Linked DNA regions of Homo sapiens: region 1 is linked to region 2. A link is a contact called in ENCODE Hi-C or POLR2A ChIA-PET data. All regions are on one chromosome and are shown on one strand. The core of a region is the stretch at or near the end of the contact, and the rest is flanking DNA. Distances in the headings are between cores, read along the strand shown.

Region 1 (6,603 bases), core at 2,371-4,870, 110 kb before region 2:
GATTTGGGTTAAAGAAAAGGAAATCCCTTTTGCAGTTTAGAGGTCTTAATGATTGGGGCCGGGCACGGTGGGTCACGCCTGTAATCCCAGCACTTTGGGAAATCGAGGCAGGCAGATCACAAGGTCAGGAGATCGAGACCATCCTCGCTAACACGGTGAAACCCTGTCTCTACTAAAAGTACAAAAAATAGCCAGGTGTGGTGGCGCATGCCTGTACTCCCAGTTACTCGAGAGGCTGAGGCAGGAGAATGGGGTGAACCTGGGAGGCGGAGCTTGCAGTGAGTGGAGATCGCGTTACTGCACTCCCCAAAAAAAAAAAAAAAAAAAAAGAAGAAAAAAAATAGAGGTGTTAATGATTACAAAACAAAAATAAGTTAAGCAAAAATTTTGATTCAAAAGTAGAAAGTGTATATTTCATTTCACTTTTGTACTTAATAAGTGGTATAGTTCTCACTTGTTTGTTGTTTCATTTGTTCCCTCAGTCTGTCACTTATAAATAATGAATATGTAAACTTGATTTTCACAACTTGGTTTGCTGCAATATAGCCCCCCAAAGTAACTGGGCTTTTATTAGTTTTTATTGCAAGTATTCCAGTTTTAACAGCTTTGATAGCAACTATATCTTAATTTTTTCTCTTATAAAAATGCTGAGAATCCCTTTTCATAAACAAGTGTTTTTTTTAAAGATAACTTTATCAACATGGCAACAGTCTCTAAGTTTCAGATGTGGTGCTACTTAGTCCCTTATAAAGAACGAATGGGGTCGGGCGTGGTGGCTCACACCTGTAATCCCAGCACTTTGGGAAGCTGAGGCGGGCAGGTCACAAGGTCAGGAGTTTGAGACCAGCCTGACCAACATGATGAAATCCCATCTCTACTAAAAATACAAAAATTAGCCAGGCGTAGTGGTGTGTGCCTGTAATCCCAGCTACTCAGGAGGCTGAAGCAGGAGAGTCACTTGAACCTGGGAGGTGGAGGTTGCAGTGAGCCGAGATCATACCACTGCACTCCAGCCTGGGTGACAGAGCAAGACTCCATCTCACAAAATAAAAATAAAATAAAATAAGGACAAATGGAATTCTTTTGCACACTTAATAGCAGCACCTAGACTATAGTCATGTCTGGCTGCTGATAGGAGGTTTAGAATCCTTTTCCTGTTTTGAATGTTCATTCCTGCTTTGAATTGTTGATTAAGAGAACAGATTTATTGACAGACTTCTGCTTTTGATTTCAAGTATCAGTGTTGATTGACTGTCTGCTGTAAGCATAATAGTGATGGATATAAAGCCACTAGTAATACCCTTCAAAATAATAAGATTTAAATACATTAAAAGATACAATGCTGAGGCCGATTTCAGACAAGGGAGAGATCTCTATGACCTAAAGATTCTAGAACTCAAGCTGGGCTTTAAGGTTGAACAGAATTTGAAGAAGGACATTCTATGGTGCAAGCAGAAACACCTAATAAGAGTAAAGGCAAAGAGGTAGGAATGTGCAGGTCTTATTTAATTTTCTTTAATTCAACAACATATATCAAAAGCTTATTGTCTTCCGAGTATTTTTCTAATTAAAAATACAAAAATAAATATGGAATAGTCTTTACCCTCTAAGAATTTAATAATCTAGGAAATGGGAAATGACATTGACAAAACTACTACTAGATAGAGGATTTCTATGAATAGAATTTATATCATAACCTTTTATTTAAAGGTTGCCTGAGCAACACACTTTGGGTCAGAAAGATCTGGGCTTAAAATTTAGCACTGCCTCTTCTTAGCTATGTAACCTTCAGCTCCTTTGAGTTTACTTTTATCTGTGTCTATCTTCCACTGTATTTCACACATACAACCTGAAGCTCTTCATCAGCAAACTCATTCCCACCAGGTCAGAGAGAATTTCACTGCCAGCTGTACTATCAAGTAAATGGAACCTGGACTGTCTTTCCCACCATAGGCTTTGTATCACGTTGCTCCTTACCAAGGCTACATTAACCCAGTCCAGATTCCTGGGCTCCAGTTCCTGATGTCTGTCTACAGTCATTGCCATCCTGCCTCACCAGCTAAATTAACTGGCCCTGACTCTTCTCAAAACCACATCTACACTTACCATTCTTTTCAAAGTAGCTCATTGGACTACTCCAAAATATCAGGATGCTATCATTTCAGTTTTCTTCCACCTCTCACTCACGAGGTAACTGTCTCCTTTTGCCCAGGACTCGGGATTCCTGGAACTTGGGAATTTCAGTGCTAAAACTGGGAGAATCCCAGGTGAAACAGGATGAGTTAGTCATCCTAACACTAGCCTGCTTCGGGCCTCTAGCCCTTGTTTCTGAAGTGTCGACATATCTGCTGCTTAACCTAATCCAAGTTTGGCAGTCTTCTCAATTTTTTGGTGGGGACGGGGAGGTGGGATGGGGTCTCATTATGTTGCCCAGGCCAGCCTTGAACTCCTGAGTTCAAGTTATCCTCCCACTTCAACCCCCTGAGTAGCTAGGACTACAGGCGCACATCACTGCACCCAGCTACCTTCTTAATATTTTGAAGGTCAAAAGACATTCATATGACAGCTGATTCCCAAAATGTATTAGTTAGTACTGAGAATGCCAAGCCAGTTTAAAACTAAAAGCAATAGCAGGTTGCAAATTAAAACTTCTTGGTGCTCAAAAAAAATTAAGGACTTGGAACGGCAGCCAGATGGCTGGGGTGAAAGGTTTATATGATGTCATAGATAAAGCTGGTAAGTGGGTTTGACCAGGATCCCTTTTCTGTGTGTGTACACATGTGCAGATGGGCATGCACGTGTGTGTACATGAATATGAGGGAGAAAGTTAAATGCTATGAACAAATTTTGGAAAAATCAGATTGTAGAACTAAGATAATAACTGGATATAGCAAGGAAGAGCAACTTAACTAGGAAAATGGATTAATTAATAAATTATTCTCAAATTTATTTTTATCATAAATTTAAGTAAGCCCTTGGTTCCTTTTATTACGTTTCTATGATAATCTAGTATAAGAGAATACCTGATATAAATCCAAAGCAGGTGATTGGTTATTTCTAACTTAATATATCAATATTTCACAGGCAAGTCTGAGATGCATCAAATAATTGTCAGAAATAGGGAAAGAAAGATGAGTGGGCCGGGTGCAGTGGCTCATGCCTGTAATCCCAGCACTTTGGGAGGGTGAGGTGGGAGGCTCACTTGACCCCAGGAGTTCAATACCAACTTGTACAACATAGTGAGACCCTGTCTTTGTTTAAAAAAAAAAAAAAGGATAGTAGAAGCATTTATTTAGAACATTTGTGCAATTGATATTTTTAAATTAAAATGTTTTAGAAACTTTTGATATTCTTTTTCTTCACAACTTTATAATTGGTCTTGCATTTGATGACTTTAACTAAACATCAATAAACATATTACAAAATGTTTAAATAAATTTTATTTATTTAAATAAAATAAAATAAACATATTACAACCACAGATTTATTTCCATAACTGATTTTATAAAAAGTTCCCTTAAATAGTCAATGAAATGAGTTTCCTAACTTAGAGCGCTTTTTTTCCACTCAGAACTAATTAGCTATGCTTAAGACTTTCTCACAAGAATTTCTCTACAGAGGAAACAGTACTTTCACTTTGAGGCTCTCCACTAGAATAAAACTATCTATGGGAAGGATCATGTCCCCTCTACCATCCCCATTTTCATATAGGCTTTTAAATGTTCACATATAGGCTATATGTTTCATATAGGCTTTTAAATGTTTAAATCTGTTGGTGTTCACAGAACTGCCTTTTCTAATGCAATGATTTTGAGGCAAGATGATTTGGGGAGACAAAACTACAGTTTTACTAAGTAAATTTGGGCTTCTAAGTCAGTAACAAAGGGCATATCAGATATTCAAAAAAGTAAATTCTGAATGTATAAGTTCAGGGGGTTTCTATTACCATATTAGTCCTTAGCTGTTAATATACCACAATAGAGACAATTCATACTGAGTATACAGTTACAGATAAATTGATCAAATTCATTCACTCAATAAATATTTATGGGGTACTTTCTATGTTTAAGAAACATTTCTAATCACTAGGAATATTGTCAAAATATTAGCCCTGTAGAGTTTACAAAATGGCTAGTAGAATTTACAAAAATCTCTAGCCTTTTAGAATTTAAATTCTAATAGGGCAGACAGACAAAAAACCCAAAAGTAAATAGTATGTCAGATGGTGATACATGCTATGAAAAATTAAAGCAGCCTGAGAAGGTTAGGGAGTGATCCACAGTGGATGGGGCAGGTATGCTGCTTGAGATATGGTGTCAAGGAAGGCCTCTCTGAAAAGGTGATTTGAGCAGAGACCTGAAGGAATTGAAGGAGTGAGGGAGTGAGCCTTGAAGGTATCTGAGGAAGAGCAGATGAGGTAACAGCAAGTGCCAATATCCTGAGGCAGAATTGCTGGGCATATTCAAGGAATAGCAAGGAGGTTAGTTTGGTAGGAGCAGGATGAGAAGGGAGAGAGTGGCAGGAAATGAGATTAGAGAGGTGGGGGTAGGATGGCAGATCTTGTCAGGTTTACAGTCTACAGAAGATATTTTGGGCATTCAGTCCCAGGGAGATGCCTTTAGAAGTAGAAAGTTGCATTTTTTTTCTTCAATTTTTATTTTGAGCTCTGGGGTACATATACAGGATGTGCAGGTTTGTTACATAGGTAAATATGTGCTATGGTGGTTTCCTGCACAGATCATCCCATTGCCCAGGTATTAAGCCCAGCATATATTAGCTATTTTTACTGATGCTCTCCCTCCCTCCACCCCCTGAACAGGCTCCAGTGTGTGCTGTTCCCTTCAATGTTTCTATGTGTTCTCATCGTTCATCTCCCACTTATAAGTGAAAATATGCAGTGTTTGGTTTTCTGCTCCTGCATTAGTTTGCTGAGTATAATGGCTTATACTTCCATCCATGTCCTGCAAAGGAGGTGATCTCATTCCTTTTTATGGCTGCATAATATTCCATGGTGGATACATGGAATATTACATTTTCTGTATCTAGTCTATCAGTCACTGATGGGCATTTGGGTTGATTCCATGTCTTTGCTATTGTGAATGGTGCTGCAATAAACATATGTGTGCATGTATCTTTATAATAGAATGATTTATATTCCTTTAGGTGTATACCCAGTAATGGGATTGCTGGGTCTAATGGTATTTCTGCTTCTAGATCTTTGAGGAGTTGCCACACTGTCTTCCACAACGGTTGAACTAATTTACACTCCCACCAGCAGTGTAAAAGTATTCCTATTTCTCCACATGCTCGCCAGCATCTGTTGTTTCTTGACGTTTTAATAATCGCCATTCTGACTGGCATGAGATGGTATCTCATTGTGGTTTTGATTTGCATTTCTCTAATGATCAGTGATGTTAAGCTGTTTTTCATATGTTCATTGGCCACATGAATATCTTCTTTTGAGAAGTGTCTGTTCATGTCCTTTGCCCACTTTTTAACGGGATTGTTTTTTCTTGTAAATTTGTTTAAGATGCTTGTAAACTCTGGATATTAGATGTTTGTCAGATGGATAGATTGCAAAAATGTTCTCCCATTCTGTAGGTGAGGATTGCATTTCTTAACTAAAATGCCCTCAAACCAAATTGTCACAATACTGGCCTTAACCAAGCCATTTATGCCCGGTGTTCCATTTTTTGATTGCCACATAACATTATGTGAAACACAATAAAAACTTTTTCTCTTCAAATTCTTGTTCCTTAAATTTTTGCAGGTTACATATATGAATTTTATGCAAAAATTCAAAAAATTGCAACCTCAGGCATAAATGGGTTATGAAGACTAATTTCTACTTTAAATTATTTTTCAAACTTAGATGGATCATCCTATAAGCATATTAATTCAATCTTGGAAAAGACTTGCCTGGTAATATGGCAGAAGCTCTAGTTGTCAAAAAGTCTTAGAACAGCTTGACTATTTCTCAGGTTTTCCATCTTTCACATCTCTAAAATGTTCAGTGCAAGTTTTTAGTGAAGCAGAGCTGATATTTTTGTAAACTTATGGTATATTATTGATAATTTTCAAATAAGAGAAAATCTAGTCTATTAGCTAGAATAGTTTCATTTACTTCAATTATTTATTCAATAAACATTTACTTTGCATTTATTATATTCCAGAATTGTATTAGGTCCTCAAAATACAAAGATATAGAAAGGCTTTTTCCTCAAAACAGATTCGTAAATAAATAATTGCAAGATGATATGGCAAGTGCCTACTATATAGTAGTTGCTCATTAGATACTTGTTTAATGGATGAATGATGGTAGGACCAAGAATGAAATGATTATCTTTGTCCGAGGAAGTCAGAGAAGGGGGAAGGAATCACTTTTGACCATTAGCTCCACGGGAAAATGGGGAAAGGGCATTATCTTGTTCACTCCAGCATCTAGCATAGAATCCAGCAAATAATCAGTGCCCAGTAAAAATGTATGGAATGAATAAATGGATGAGTGAATGAGGGGATGATTGAACAATGTCTAAGGCAGGAGTAAAATTTAGGAGGCAGGAGCACATTGCTTGTAAAGGGAACAATGTATACAGAAGGCAC
Region 2 (6,684 bases), core at 206-2,705:
TTGTCTTCTACAAAACCAGTCCCTGGTGCCAAAAAGGTTGGGCATTGCCATTATATATAATAGCTGAAGCGTATATACCAGGACATTTTTTTAAGTTCAAAATATAATTAGAGGCATCTCATTAAGATTTGTTTGTTTGTTTGTGACGGAGTCTCCCTCTGTCGCCAGGCTGGAATGCAGTGGTGCGATCTCAGCTCACTGCAACCTCCGCTTCTCGGGTTCAAGTGATTCTCCTGCTTCAGCCTCCCGAGTGGCTGGGACTACAGGCATGTGCCACCATGCCCAGCTAATTTTTTGTAGTTTTAGTACAGATGGGGTTTCACCACGTTGGCCAGGATGGCCTCGATCTCCTGACCTCGTGATCCTCCTGCCTCGGCCTCCCAAAGTGCTGGGATTACAGGCGTGAGCCACCACTCCTGGCCTAAGGTTTTTTTTTTTGGATTTTTTTTTTTTTAGATGGCCTCACTCTGTTCCCCTAGGCTGGAGTGCCATGGAAAGATCCTAATCTTTTCAAGGCTCACTGCAGCCTTGACCTCTTGGGGTCAAGTGATCCTCCCTGAGTAGCTAGGACCACAGGTGCATCACCTGTCTCAGCCTCCTGAGTAGCTCCTCAGCCTCCTGAGTAGCTAGGACCACAGGTGCATCACCACACCCAGCTAATGTTTTTTATTATTTTGGTACAGACAGGCTCTCCCTATGTTGCCCAGGCCGGCCTCAAACTCCTGGACTCTAGTGATCCTCCTGCCAAGTGCTTTGGGAGCACTTGGCCTCCAAAGTGCTGGTATTATATGTATGAATCACTGTGCCCAGCCCTCATTAAGATTTAAGAGAAGACTTTTACTCCCTGCATGCAATGGCTTATACTCACAAATCTCAGCAAATATCAGTTCTTCAAATGACATGACACTGACAAGAAATGGAAAGAACCGTTAAGAATAATAAAAAAGAGAAAGCTAACTTACAGTGACATAGAAAGAAATGAGACATTTCCAGAGAAGTAGTCAGTTCTTGTGATTATTAATTTTCTTCCTTCTAAACTGACTAATAAATAGCATTTTCAGTTACTTGCACCTTTGAAGCTTTCTGTAGCAGCATTGTTTCCATCACTGTGACATAAGTCTCCTGAGTACAACTCTTAAAATTAACCCTTTTGAGGTTGCCAGTGGTTTCAGTTTCTTTATATTCTTCTGCCTGTCACGCAGAAAAGTAAATCATTTTCTCTAAATTTGTCATCTTTTCTACTCTGTTATAGACCCGTCTTCATATTTTAATTTCCCTTAACTTTTGCAGTCTGAACAAATGAAGAAATCACATTTGTATCTTATTTTAAGTCCTCATCAAAAATTCAATTCCTTTTGGAGTTTTTCAAAAGCTTTCAATAGTGGAGGAGTTATAAGGAGAAGCGAGGTCAGATGGTTGACAGGAAGTGGGTAAAGTGTTTCATTGAGGAAGAGTGTGGGGTTAAAGAACACACAATAAAAGGAGACAAAGGAAGAAGTAGGGCCCCGTGGAAACAAGAGTCATAAAGACATAGAAGTGGAGTGCCAAATGTCTATATTTCTTCACAAAGATGACAAGATTTGAAAATACACGTCAGTGACAGTGGCTGGCAATCAACTACCACGATAGACCATAATGAAAGCCGGGTGGACAAGTATTCATTTCTTTGAAATGAATACTTTGAAATGAATAACTTTGAAAGGCTCAGATAAGGTCTCTGGTGTAAAGGAAAATACTCTACAAAAATTGATGCTTAAATGTACATGGGAGGAGCTTCTGACAATGTTCTATTTCTTGACTTTGTTAATGATCAATTATGCATTTTGGGATGATTCATTGAGTAATACACTAATTTGGGGCACTTTTCTGTGTGAGTGTTATATTTCAATTAAAAATGAAAGAGTAGCAAATAATAAATATTTGGCTTCCAACTTATTCAATTTTGTACTGTGTTCTTTGAGACCATTAGATTACCTAAACCAGTCATTATTTGTGTCTTTCTGAAGAGATCTGGTGATTTTCTTCTAATTCAAATCAACTCAACAAACATTTATCGAGTGGCCAAATGTGCAAGATACAAAAGGTGAAAAACTGCTCAAGAAGCTTACAGTCTAATGGGGAAATATAATGCAACGGGGTTAGAACAACAGCCTGGGCATGTAAATGGTGTCATAGTAAAAATGGGAATTCAGGAGTAGCATGGAAGAAGTAAGAGAAGGTTTTGTTCAGGAGGTGACTTTTGAGCCAATTAGCCAGTTCATACTGAAGTAGAAATTTCCTAATGTAGGAAAAGGCATTTCATACATAGGCGAAAGCATCACCCCACTATTTGTAAGTTACACGTAGATCAGTATTGCCAAGTTGTACACTTCTAGGTGGTATGAGTGGAGAGTTCAGAAGCAGACCTTATTTAAAACATTAGAAAGCCAAGTGCAGTGGCTCACACCTGTAATCCCAGCACTTTGGGAGGATCACTTGAGCCCAGGAGTTTGAAACTAGCCTGGGCAACAAAGTGAGACCCTGCCTCTACAAAAAAATTAAAAAACTAGCCAGGCGTAGTGGTTCACACCTGTTGTCCTGCTACTTGGGAGGCTAGGGCAGGAGGATTGCTTGAACCCAGAAGGTCGAGACTGCAGTGAGCCATGATCACATCACTGCCCTCCAGCCTCAGTGACAGAGCGAGACCCTGTCTCAAAAAAATATATAACAAATAAAATAAATAAGTATATAAAGAAATCATTAGAAGATCAGGCTGGGTGCGGTGGCTCACGCCTGTAATCCCAACACTTTGGGAGGCCAAGGTGGGTGAATCTCTTGAGGCAAGGAGTTCGAAACCAGCCTGGCCAATATGGTGATGCCCTGTCTCTACTAAAACTACAAAAAATTAGCCAGGCCTTGTGGTATGTGCCTGTAATCCTGCCACTCAGGAGACTGAGGTGCAAGAATCACTTAAGCCTTGTAGGTGGAGGTTGCAGTGAGCCGAGATCCCACCACTGCTCTCCAGCCTGGGTGACAGGGCACGACTCTGTCTCAAAATAAATAAATAAATACACACATACATACATACATATCTACACAAACAAATAAATAAAAAATTTAGAAGATCATAAGTAAAGAGAAGATAACACTGTCTTCCATCTCCCATATATAATGCAAAATAAAAATAAATTCTAAACTGTAAAGTAAGTGTAGGGAAATCCAACAAGTTTCTAATTTTTTCTAAGATTACTATTTTGATGCATTTTTAAGAGCAAATATAAAAAAGTCTTTTTCTAACATTCTTCTCTTTTTAAAGGTATTTTAAGAACTTAAATACCTTAAATTTTAGTACTTAAATTTACCTTAAATTTAAAGAACTTAAATACCAGCAAAAGGTCAAATATTAATAGGATCTATATCTAGTAACTTACTGATGCCTCACTATATTCCAGGCTCTATGATAAATCCTTTATATAGACTATTTCATTGAACCCTCCGGACAGCCTATAGGAAAGATACTCTTACTACTACTAACATTGCCATTGTCATTATTGACTTTAAATATTAGAACTTAGAGAGTTTAATTAATGTATCCATGCTCACACAGCTGAAATGTGATTGAGCTGGGATTGACTAACTGGGCACTGACTGATGATGGGGCCTGAAGTCCTTTCCTCAACATCATACTGCCACAAAATCTTAGAATATGCCAAATTAGATGTGTTGGGAAGGGTCTTTGCTCTTTGCAGTGCTCCTTAATCCTCAGATTTGTTCATTTATTCAGTTAGTATTAATAGAGTACCTATATCTGTCCGCACTGTGGTAGGCATTGAAGATACAGAGTGAATATTACAGAAGTGATCCATACCTCATGGAGTTATTGTTACAAGGAAGTGCCAACGGAGTTTGGGAATTTGGGAAGCCCTCTCTGAAGAAATGAGGATTGTATTGAGATCTGAAGGATGAGTTAAAATGACCTAAGTGAACTGGAGAGTTTCATGCATGGTAAATACCAAGCTGAGGTGATATACAAATGCCAAGCTCAGATCCCCTTTTAAGGAAGGACTTGATGCCCCTGGAGCTAGCAGTGCCAGCCCTTTCAGGCATTGCCTCAGCTACAGGGAGACACCTCACCCAAGATCACACCCTTCCACCCATTTGTGTGCCACTTCTGATGAGCCACTTCAGTTACAGAGCACTGTGTGCTGTTGGCTAAGGCTGTCAGACTTGCGTCTCAGCTTGATTTCTCCCTCTTCCCAATTCTGCTTCCGCCTCCTCCCTTCCCTGGGTGTTGACTCAAGAGCACTCTCTAATAAACATCCTGAACTCTAAACTCTGCCTTAGAGTGTGCTTCCTGGAGAACTCAATGTGCATTACGGCATGAAAAGCCTTGATGAGTAAGATGCTAAGAAGCATTCAGAATGGCTGTAGACTGTGTGGGAAATAGTGAGATGAACCCAGGCCAAAAACGAAGACGTGGGTCAAGTCATGAAGTATCTGGTAAACCATGTTGAGGATTTCCCTAAAAACAGTGGCTAGTAGGAAGCCATTGTTGAATTTTAAGCAGGAATGACATAATCAGATTTGCAGTTTTGAAATATCACTTTGGGGCCAGTGCGGTGGCTCACACTTGTAGTCTCAGCAGTTTGGGAGGTTGAGGCAAGCAGATCTCTTAAGCCCAGGAGTTCGAGACCAGCCTGGGCAACATGGCAAAACCCCTCTACAAAAAAATCTAAAAATTAGCTGGGTGGTGGCACATGCCTGTATTCCCAAGTACTTGGGAAGTTGAGGTGGGAGAATCACCTGAACCCTGTCCAAATGAACTGTGCTAATATAACTACTATATATCACACATATCTGTGAATTAAGGTGAAGAATAAAAATAAGAAAGCAAAACCAGAGATGTATGATTGGCAGGAGGACAGGTCTTTCTTTTGATGTTGTATCTGGAGGTCAACCCTGGAAGGTTGAGGCTGCAGTAAGCCATGTTTGTGCAACTGCACTTTAGCCTGGGCAACAGAGTGTTCCAGAGGTGTCCCCAGCCACATGCAACTGCAAGTCAATTACACCTCTTTTCTTTATAAACTTCTCAGTATCAAGCAGTTCTTTATAGAAATGTGAGAATGAACTAATTCTTTCTTTCTTTCTTTCTTTCTTTCTTGTGGAAGACCTTGTGAAAGAAAGAAAGAAAGAAGGGAGGGAGGGAGGGAGAGGGAGGGATGGAAGGAGGGGAGGGAGGGAGAAAGAAAGAGAAAGAAAGGAAGGAAGGAAGGAGGGAGGGAGGAAGGGAAAGAGAAAAAGAAAGAAAAAAAGAAAGAAAGAAAGGAGGGAGGGAGGGAAAAGAAAAGAAAAGAAGAGAAAGAAGAAAGAAAGAAAGAGGATGGGAAGGGGAAAGAAGGGAGGGAAGGGAGAGGGAAGGAAAGAAAAGAAGAAAGAAGAAATATCACTTTGGCTGTAGTGATGGGGTTCTTTCAGAAATCATTTTCCTTCTTCTAGATATTAATGGTAAAATAAAAATAACAAACTGTCTTTCCTGTCCATGAATCATTGCTTTTCATTCCCTTTCACTTTATCAGTAAAAGCTACTAAATCTGCTCCATGGTTTATGCAGTACATTCGTGTAGGGTATCATCCAGCATTAGCTTCTTGAGAGACCATAGGAAATAGTGTTACGTGTGGACTTGGCAAGCTATCTCTTCTATGGTGATGAAAGCAGACTGTTCGGTGTTGCTGGAAAAGCTTAAGGTGATAAGTCACTAGAGACATGACCTCCAGATACAACATCAAAAGAAAGACCTGTCCTCCTGCCTCTGGTTTTGCTTTCTTATTTTTATTCTTCACCTTAATTCACAGATATGTGTGATATATAGTAGTTATATTAGCACAGTTCATTTGGACAGGAATAACTTGGCAGTCAAGATTAGATTTTTTTAAAGCTTTGTTGCAATACAATTGGCATACTATAACTACATATACATAAAGTGTACAATATATAACATACGCACACACATTTGTGAACCCATCATTAACAATCAGGATAACAAATATTTCCAGCACCCCAAAGGTTTCATTGTATCTTTTTTTCATCTCTCTCTTTTCTTTTCTCTCTCTCTTTCTCTCTTCCTTTCCTTCTCCCCCTGGCAACCACTGATGTACTTTCTCTCACTATAATTACTTTCATTGTCTTTAATTTTATGTAAGTGTAATCATGCAACATCTATTCTTTTTTGCCTGGCTTCTTCCATTCAGCAAAATTACTCTGAAAATTAGATGTAAAATGTTTAACTAAATTATATTCTATGTAAGTCATCAGACTTGTTACACATAAGAAACTTTGGATTTATTTACACAACATTGTATGCATTATACATACCAACAATGGAAGTGATGCTCAACTTTTTAAGTATAATTATTCATTGTGCCTCAGATAGAAAATTTTGATCTAGTAATCAAAGCAATTTTTCTTCGAACTTATAAACCAAAACACATGATCTGTGATGTTCCCTGAGAAGTCTATATTTGAGGGAACACTAATAAGACATTGATAAAAGACTCTCCTCTCACAGAAAAATGTGGCCAAATAACCTAGAAAATTGGAAGCTAAAGAGCAGCTGTTATGAGATATGGAAATTAGAGGACACAGGGTGATCTTCTGTATTTCTTTAAGATAGTTAAACTGGAGGCTGCTCCCTCAACACAAATACA

What was found. A loop is a pair of places that touch in the nucleus more often than their neighbours do. ChIA-PET counts read pairs that join two places held with the same protein, here RNA polymerase II (POLR2A). Pooled maps may share reads with other maps.
Region 1: a loop to region 2 is called in a pooled map, with 2.6 times the contacts of the local background. The contact joins two enhancer-like sites. A Hi-C loop is called at or near these places in 6 of 37 single-sample maps with no recorded cell type and 9 of 50 pooled maps. POLR2A ChIA-PET finds 5 or more read pairs at or near these places in 2 of 52 experiments (activated CD4-positive, alpha-beta T cell and naive thymus-derived CD4-positive, alpha-beta T cell).

Annotation. Positions count from the first base shown.
Region 1 is chr1:101,062,156-101,068,758 of GRCh38, forward strand. All of the region lies in intron 1 of DPH5-DT (DPH5 divergent transcript), which reads left to right. Among named protein-coding and RNA genes, the nearest start is that of DPH5-DT, 40 kb to the left of the region's middle. Within about 2 kb of position 3,621, at least 2 of the 41 ENCODE cell types and tissues checked have a DNase peak (open chromatin) inside an H3K27ac peak, as active enhancers do.
Region 2 is chr1:101,177,841-101,184,524 of GRCh38, forward strand. No RefSeq gene overlaps it. Among named protein-coding and RNA genes, the nearest start is that of S1PR1-DT, 55 kb to the right of the region's middle. Within about 2 kb of position 1,456, at least 5 of the 41 ENCODE cell types and tissues checked have a DNase peak (open chromatin) inside an H3K27ac peak, as active enhancers do.